Linked DNA regions of Homo sapiens: region 1 is linked to region 2. A link is a contact called in ENCODE Hi-C or POLR2A ChIA-PET data. All regions are on one chromosome and are shown on one strand. The core of a region is the stretch at or near the end of the contact, and the rest is flanking DNA. Distances in the headings are between cores, read along the strand shown. Region 1 overlaps DOCK4 (dedicator of cytokinesis 4). Region 2 overlaps DOCK4 (dedicator of cytokinesis 4).

Region 1 (2,700 bases), core at 112-2,611, 79 kb before region 2:
TAGTAACAGTACACCCCCATTTCTATCCTCCAAATCTTAAGATCTTGGGAAGTTGAAACCAGTCTGGATGGGGAGTAGCAACTGTGAGTTCAGAATTCTCTGTAGTTAGGATGCTCAGGATGCAGGCGTTTTGTTATCCTTTACTTACAGTCACTGTGGAAAAAAATTACCTTGGCATAAAGGTTCTCCAGTTTTGTTATGCCACATTAACCAAGATGTGTAAATGTCATAAGTGAACTATTGATATTATTTAAGTGTTCCAGAGAGACTGTACCAGAGCTCAAGTCATCCCCAGGAGAGCTTAACCTACCTTCCTTCCATAAGTAAAGCATCTCTGACATCACATAAATCAGCCCAACCTCTCTAGTCAGTACAGACTGCCTTTTTTTCCTACCCTAAAAAATTTGCTGCTTGACATTGGAATGCAGAATGAATATGCTGCTTTTGTGTTTCACAGGTTGACACAATGATAAAGACAGATCCCAGGGTCAAAGCAAAATTCTCTGGTTACCCTTTCTAGTCTAATTAAAATTTATAGGAAGTGTAGCTTTCTATTAGGTTTTCCATGCCAGACATGAAAGATCTATGTATCTTTCCTTCCCATTACTATGTGTCTGGCCAGATTGTTTCATGCTGTTAGCATCCAGGTTACCTGGTACAGTGTATGAAATTTTCTTACGTGGATTTTGCAATGGGCATACATCCTATTCAGTTTTTAAAACAAGTGCAGCAAGTTTTAAAACAAGTCCACAGACTTTTTTTTTCTCAACCTTTTCTTTTATATTGGACTTATATAGGTAGTAACAAATATGTTCAGTGTTCTAGAAATATTTGTATATGGGGTCTATTTGAAGACTGACTAGCGGTCGCCAGGTAGACATCATAACAGGAAAGGAATCAGTAGGAAATTTGCCACTTACAAAAGTACATGTCTGCTTTCAAGGCTAACTTAATTATTAAAGCCTATGACTCACTTGAGTTGTTAAGTCTTTCTGTCCCCCTGCAAATATTAGTTAAATGTCTATACCAGAGAACAAGAGGTACAGGGCCACAGTGGTGATCTTGATGGGGGGCCTCGAGTCCTGCTTAATAGAGCTCAGAGTCGATGTTAGCCCGTGAAAATATTTGCTCAGCCTTCATTCTCAGGAAAAACTGATGAAATGTAAACTGATGAATGCCGCGATAGGATCTTTAATAGAGGCTATAGCCAAGTACAAGTAAGTTGTTTCGAAAGATAAGTGTATAGAAAGCTAAAGTTTGACAAATTAATTGTTGTTCCCTGCTGAAGGAACATTCTGTTTTCTTTCCTGCAGTGGCCACTGACCTCTGGCTGGGGCAGTGGGGGTGCCTGCTTAAGGAGATAACCCAGGGCTGTTCAGATTTCTGTGTAACCTCTGACTGCCATGTTCAGAGTCTTGCTGATTTACTAAATAGATTAAGATACTTTCCAGAGATTGGGCCAGCTTGATAGGTTTCCTTTGTCTTAGTTGCTCCTCCCTCAGAGCTTGCATCAAATCATTCTCTTCAGGGAAAATTTGCCCCAAGAATCCCATGGAACCTGATGTGGTTTGTACTGTCTTTGGATTCCTGTGGCATTTTAATACTGTTAAGATCTAGATATCATACTGTTCTCTGGCATTGTGTGAGTGTACATTTGCCTTCTCAATTAAATTATCCCACCAATTCAATTTGCAGAGTGTTTTCAAAAGAAACATCTTATCATCTCATTTGATATTCACAAAAGCCCTCTGAGAGAGGTAAAGCAGGAGCCTCTGTTTACAGATGAGCTGAGTCACAGAGTCGGATATACTTGGAGCCCTTGCTCTGACTGCAGTGCACTGAGATAGACAGAGGAGAATACAGGTTGAGTAGTCTTTATCTGAAATGCTTGGGACCAGAAGCGTTTCATATTTCACATTTTTGTTTTGATTTTTAAATATTTGCATTATATTTACTGGTTGAGCATCCCAAATCTATAAGCCTGAAATGCTCATTGGAGTGTCATGTTGGTACTCCAGAAATTTTGGATTTGGGAGCATTTTGGATTTTGGGTTTTGGGATTTGGGATTCGGGTATTTGGGATTATTATGTATTATATACATTATGTGTGTATATATATATGTGTATATGTATATACATTATGTATATATATTATGTATATATATACATAATATTATGTATTATTATACATAAGTATAATACAAAATGCTTGTTTTAGAAGCTTACATCCTGGCTACAGAGGGAAGGTATATGCAGTTACCCCAAATTGTGACTATTTTGTGGAAATGTGGGAAGACAGAATTGTTATTGGGATAGGGAAAGCGTCTGGGGTAGGAGGGTCATATAAGTGCTAGATCCCAACAGATGGATAAGACTTGGACGGAACGTGACACATCCTTGTCAGGGAGACAACTGTTAGAGCAAAAGAAATACGGAAGTACGAACTGTGTTTTGACAGGAGGAAGTAGGGCCGTTTGTCTGTAGTTGAGGAGTGTGTTTAGAGAAGTAGGAAAAACATAGGTTAGAAACTCAGGATGGAATCAAATAATGGAGGACTTATGCCAGACCAGGTTGGGCTATGAATGCATTTGAGAATGGGAGTGGTGGTGATAAAGGTGGTGGACACGCACCAGGGAGCGATGAGGATGAGAAGGGTTGAGGGACTGCTGCAGAGACTACGTGATAGGGGCCTGAACAGGG
Region 2 (2,700 bases), core at 78-2,577:
GTAAACTATAAGCCTTAAATCGTTAAGTGTAATGTAATCTGAGGAGAGAGAGTGAGTTGACTACTATCCATAAATACCTCTACATCTCCTTTAGTCGAGGGTTTAATATTAACAATACATTCTCTGTAGGCTTTTCCGGTTTCTTACAGGAAGAGAAAAATAATTTTGTAGCGAACAACAATTACGAAATTTATTTGATTTGCTGGGAAATCCCAGCGTGCCTATGGGTTGCCAATCCTATTATCCCCCAGTAAAGGAGTAGGGAAGGTAGATTTTGTACCACAGCAACCACCCCCGCTATTTCTAGCCATTCTTCCTTTTTTTCTCTGGCTTTCCTGTGAAATTACCAACTTCCTACCTGGCTTGCTGCTAATTGTTCAGACCCACAAATGGGGGCATGGTGATGGCTGTTGTTTCCTCTACTGACATTACAATAATGTATGAGACTCTCAGGGTTAACTGTGTATTTGAGATTTCACTAAGCATGATTGCATTAACATAGATTTCCTCTCCAGTCATGACACAAATTTTTAAAAAGTTTTTCAGGTTCAATATTTCATTACTACTGTTCCCTCTGCATCTACCCTTCCTACCATTTACTATGTGTCTATTCCATGACAGGTGCGGAGCTAAGAACTCTACATGTATAATGTCATGTAATTCCCCACGCCTCTCCAGCGTAGGTACTCTGATGACATCCATTTGTCACATGAGTATTCTGAGGCTGGGAGAACCTTCAGTGACTTGCCCAATTTGTCACAGAGCTGGTAAGAGGCAGAGCAGGGCCCCAACCCAAGTCTGTCTCTGGACTCATGAGCACTAGGAGATCTTGCGCATTACTCTGTGATCTTCCTCTTTTGGTCTTCACATTTTATACTGTGATACCTTAGATAGTTTTCCCTCTTTTTATTCTTGAGCCCCAGATCCAATTTACCATCTTTCTTTTTGACCCCTTCAAGAGAACAGCTACAAATAAATTATTTAATTTAATCAGCATTTATTAAACATCAGCTGTGTGTGGAGTATTGACGGGCACTGGAACTACCAAGATTTGTTTATTTTTCTGTCTACAAAACATTTGAGATAACTGACAAAGTACGTAAAATAAGAAAGGGATAAAAATAAGTTGCAAGACCTTTAAGACATAGTGACTTTCCTCCTGGGATCTTTCTAGAAGAATCCCACTTGAGAGTGGTTCTTCATGTTCTTGTTTTGTCTCCTTGACCTGCTCTGTGGGACATAATGAGTGTTCATCTGCACTTTTCGTGTCAGGCTTCCCTCAAGGACTCTGTCCTCACCCTGAGTCTGGGATGAAAGCCACCCTGATTTGTGACTGTAATAACCAGCTTCTCCTAAAAAGTTGGTGGTGTTAGGGATATCTTCACATGGATTGTCTTGTTTCCATGTGAAATAGTGTCTTAGAGCCCTGAGAAGTAGCTGTCATGTGGAAACGGAGTCATGCTTGCCTGCATTCTGTGTGTCTCCTCCAAACCTCACTACTTCCTTGAATTGCCCACAGGATTCGCATTCCTGTCTGACTGCGGGTTCCTTCTTCCTGTTTCGATTCTTTTTTCATGGGCTTTTTGCACCACTACCCGCCTTCCTGTCTCAGTATTTTTGTTGCTGGCTCATCCTTCTTGTCTTCTCAGATGTCAGCCTCCTATCCGTGGCCTGTGGGCTACTTGGCGGACCCTCTAGAAATGTACCTCGACAGTTGTTCATGTCTTTTAACAATTTCTTTTATATTGTTGAGCAGATGGAACAATTATTTAAGTCTATTTTCATTCCTCATACCCCACAAATCTACACAAGTGTTTAGTGACATAAGTGTAAATATTATTGAAACATCAAAATATCTTGCTGTCTGCATCCAGTTGCTAGTTCACAGCATTCAGGTGACAGTGGCTGTATTTGTAGAGCCTGAGGAAAATGACATAAGATGTTTTCTTTGACAGTGGTTGTCTTACGTATTTGGATATACCCATTGTGTAAATATGCGTTGAACGAAGGAGCTGTGTCATCCACATCTAACAGAGGTGAAAACAAAAGTCTACCATAAGGTCTGTCTGCCTTTAGCCAAATGGGAAGTGATGTTTCTGCACATTGTCACAAGTGCGTAGCCAACCATAACCTCTTCTTGAGCAACTTAAGCTGGCACAGGAAATCTGAGACATGACTAAATGACGTGTCAGGAAAGAAGAATTTCTGAAATGTTGTTTAAACAAAAACTGGCAGATATGTAACATTTCTCTATCAATGCAAGAAATCATCCTACATGAAAAAGGAAGCTCAAAATTTTGTTTATGTAAAAACTTTTTTAAATTACTTGAGTTTTGTTAACATTTATCCTTTTACATAGGGTTGCTAAAGTTAGCGAATAAATTATAGGATACCCAGTTAAAATTTAATTTCAGGTAAACAACAAATAGATTTTTAGTATAAGTAGGTCCCATGAAATGTTTATGACATATATATACTAAAAACTCATTCATTATTTAATCTAAAATTTATATTTAGCTTGGCATCCTATATTTTGTCTGGCAACCCTCCTTTTAAGAAAATCTAATAATCCATATTTACCTGATAGGTAAATTAGAATACTGATTCTTTTTTGAATGAAAATAATGTATTTTTTTAAATTTTTCTAACTTTAGTTCCTCTAATAGAAATTAATTTAGATAACTAAGGAACCATAGGAAT

What was found. Hi-C counts contacts between places; a loop is a spot of excess contacts on that map. ChIA-PET counts read pairs that join two places held with the same protein, here RNA polymerase II (POLR2A). Pooled maps may share reads with other maps.
Region 1: a map of endothelial cell of umbilical vein shows a loop between it and region 2 (5-fold over the local background). The contact joins two enhancer-like sites. A Hi-C loop is called at or near these places in 1 of 168 maps with a recorded cell type or tissue (endothelial cell of umbilical vein), 1 of 37 single-sample maps with no recorded cell type and 1 of 50 pooled maps. POLR2A ChIA-PET finds 5 or more read pairs at or near these places in 2 of 52 experiments (H1 and endothelial cell of umbilical vein).

Annotation. Positions count from the first base shown.
Region 1 is chr7:112,159,297-112,161,996 of GRCh38, reverse strand. The region is part of intron 1 of DOCK4 (dedicator of cytokinesis 4); the gene reads left to right. Among named protein-coding and RNA genes, the nearest start is that of DOCK4, 46 kb to the left of the region's middle. RefSeq lists an enhancer at 1-32. Within about 2 kb of position 1,361, at least 4 of the 41 ENCODE cell types and tissues checked have a DNase peak (open chromatin) inside an H3K27ac peak, as active enhancers do; they include endothelial cell of umbilical vein, where a contact is called at or near this core.
Region 2 is chr7:112,080,021-112,082,720 of GRCh38, reverse strand. All of the region lies in intron 1 of DOCK4 (dedicator of cytokinesis 4), which reads left to right. Among named protein-coding and RNA genes, the nearest start is that of DOCK4, 130 kb to the left of the region's middle. RefSeq lists an enhancer at 2,157-2,206. Within about 2 kb of position 1,327, at least 14 of the 41 ENCODE cell types and tissues checked have a DNase peak (open chromatin) inside an H3K27ac peak, as active enhancers do; they include endothelial cell of umbilical vein, where a contact is called at or near this core.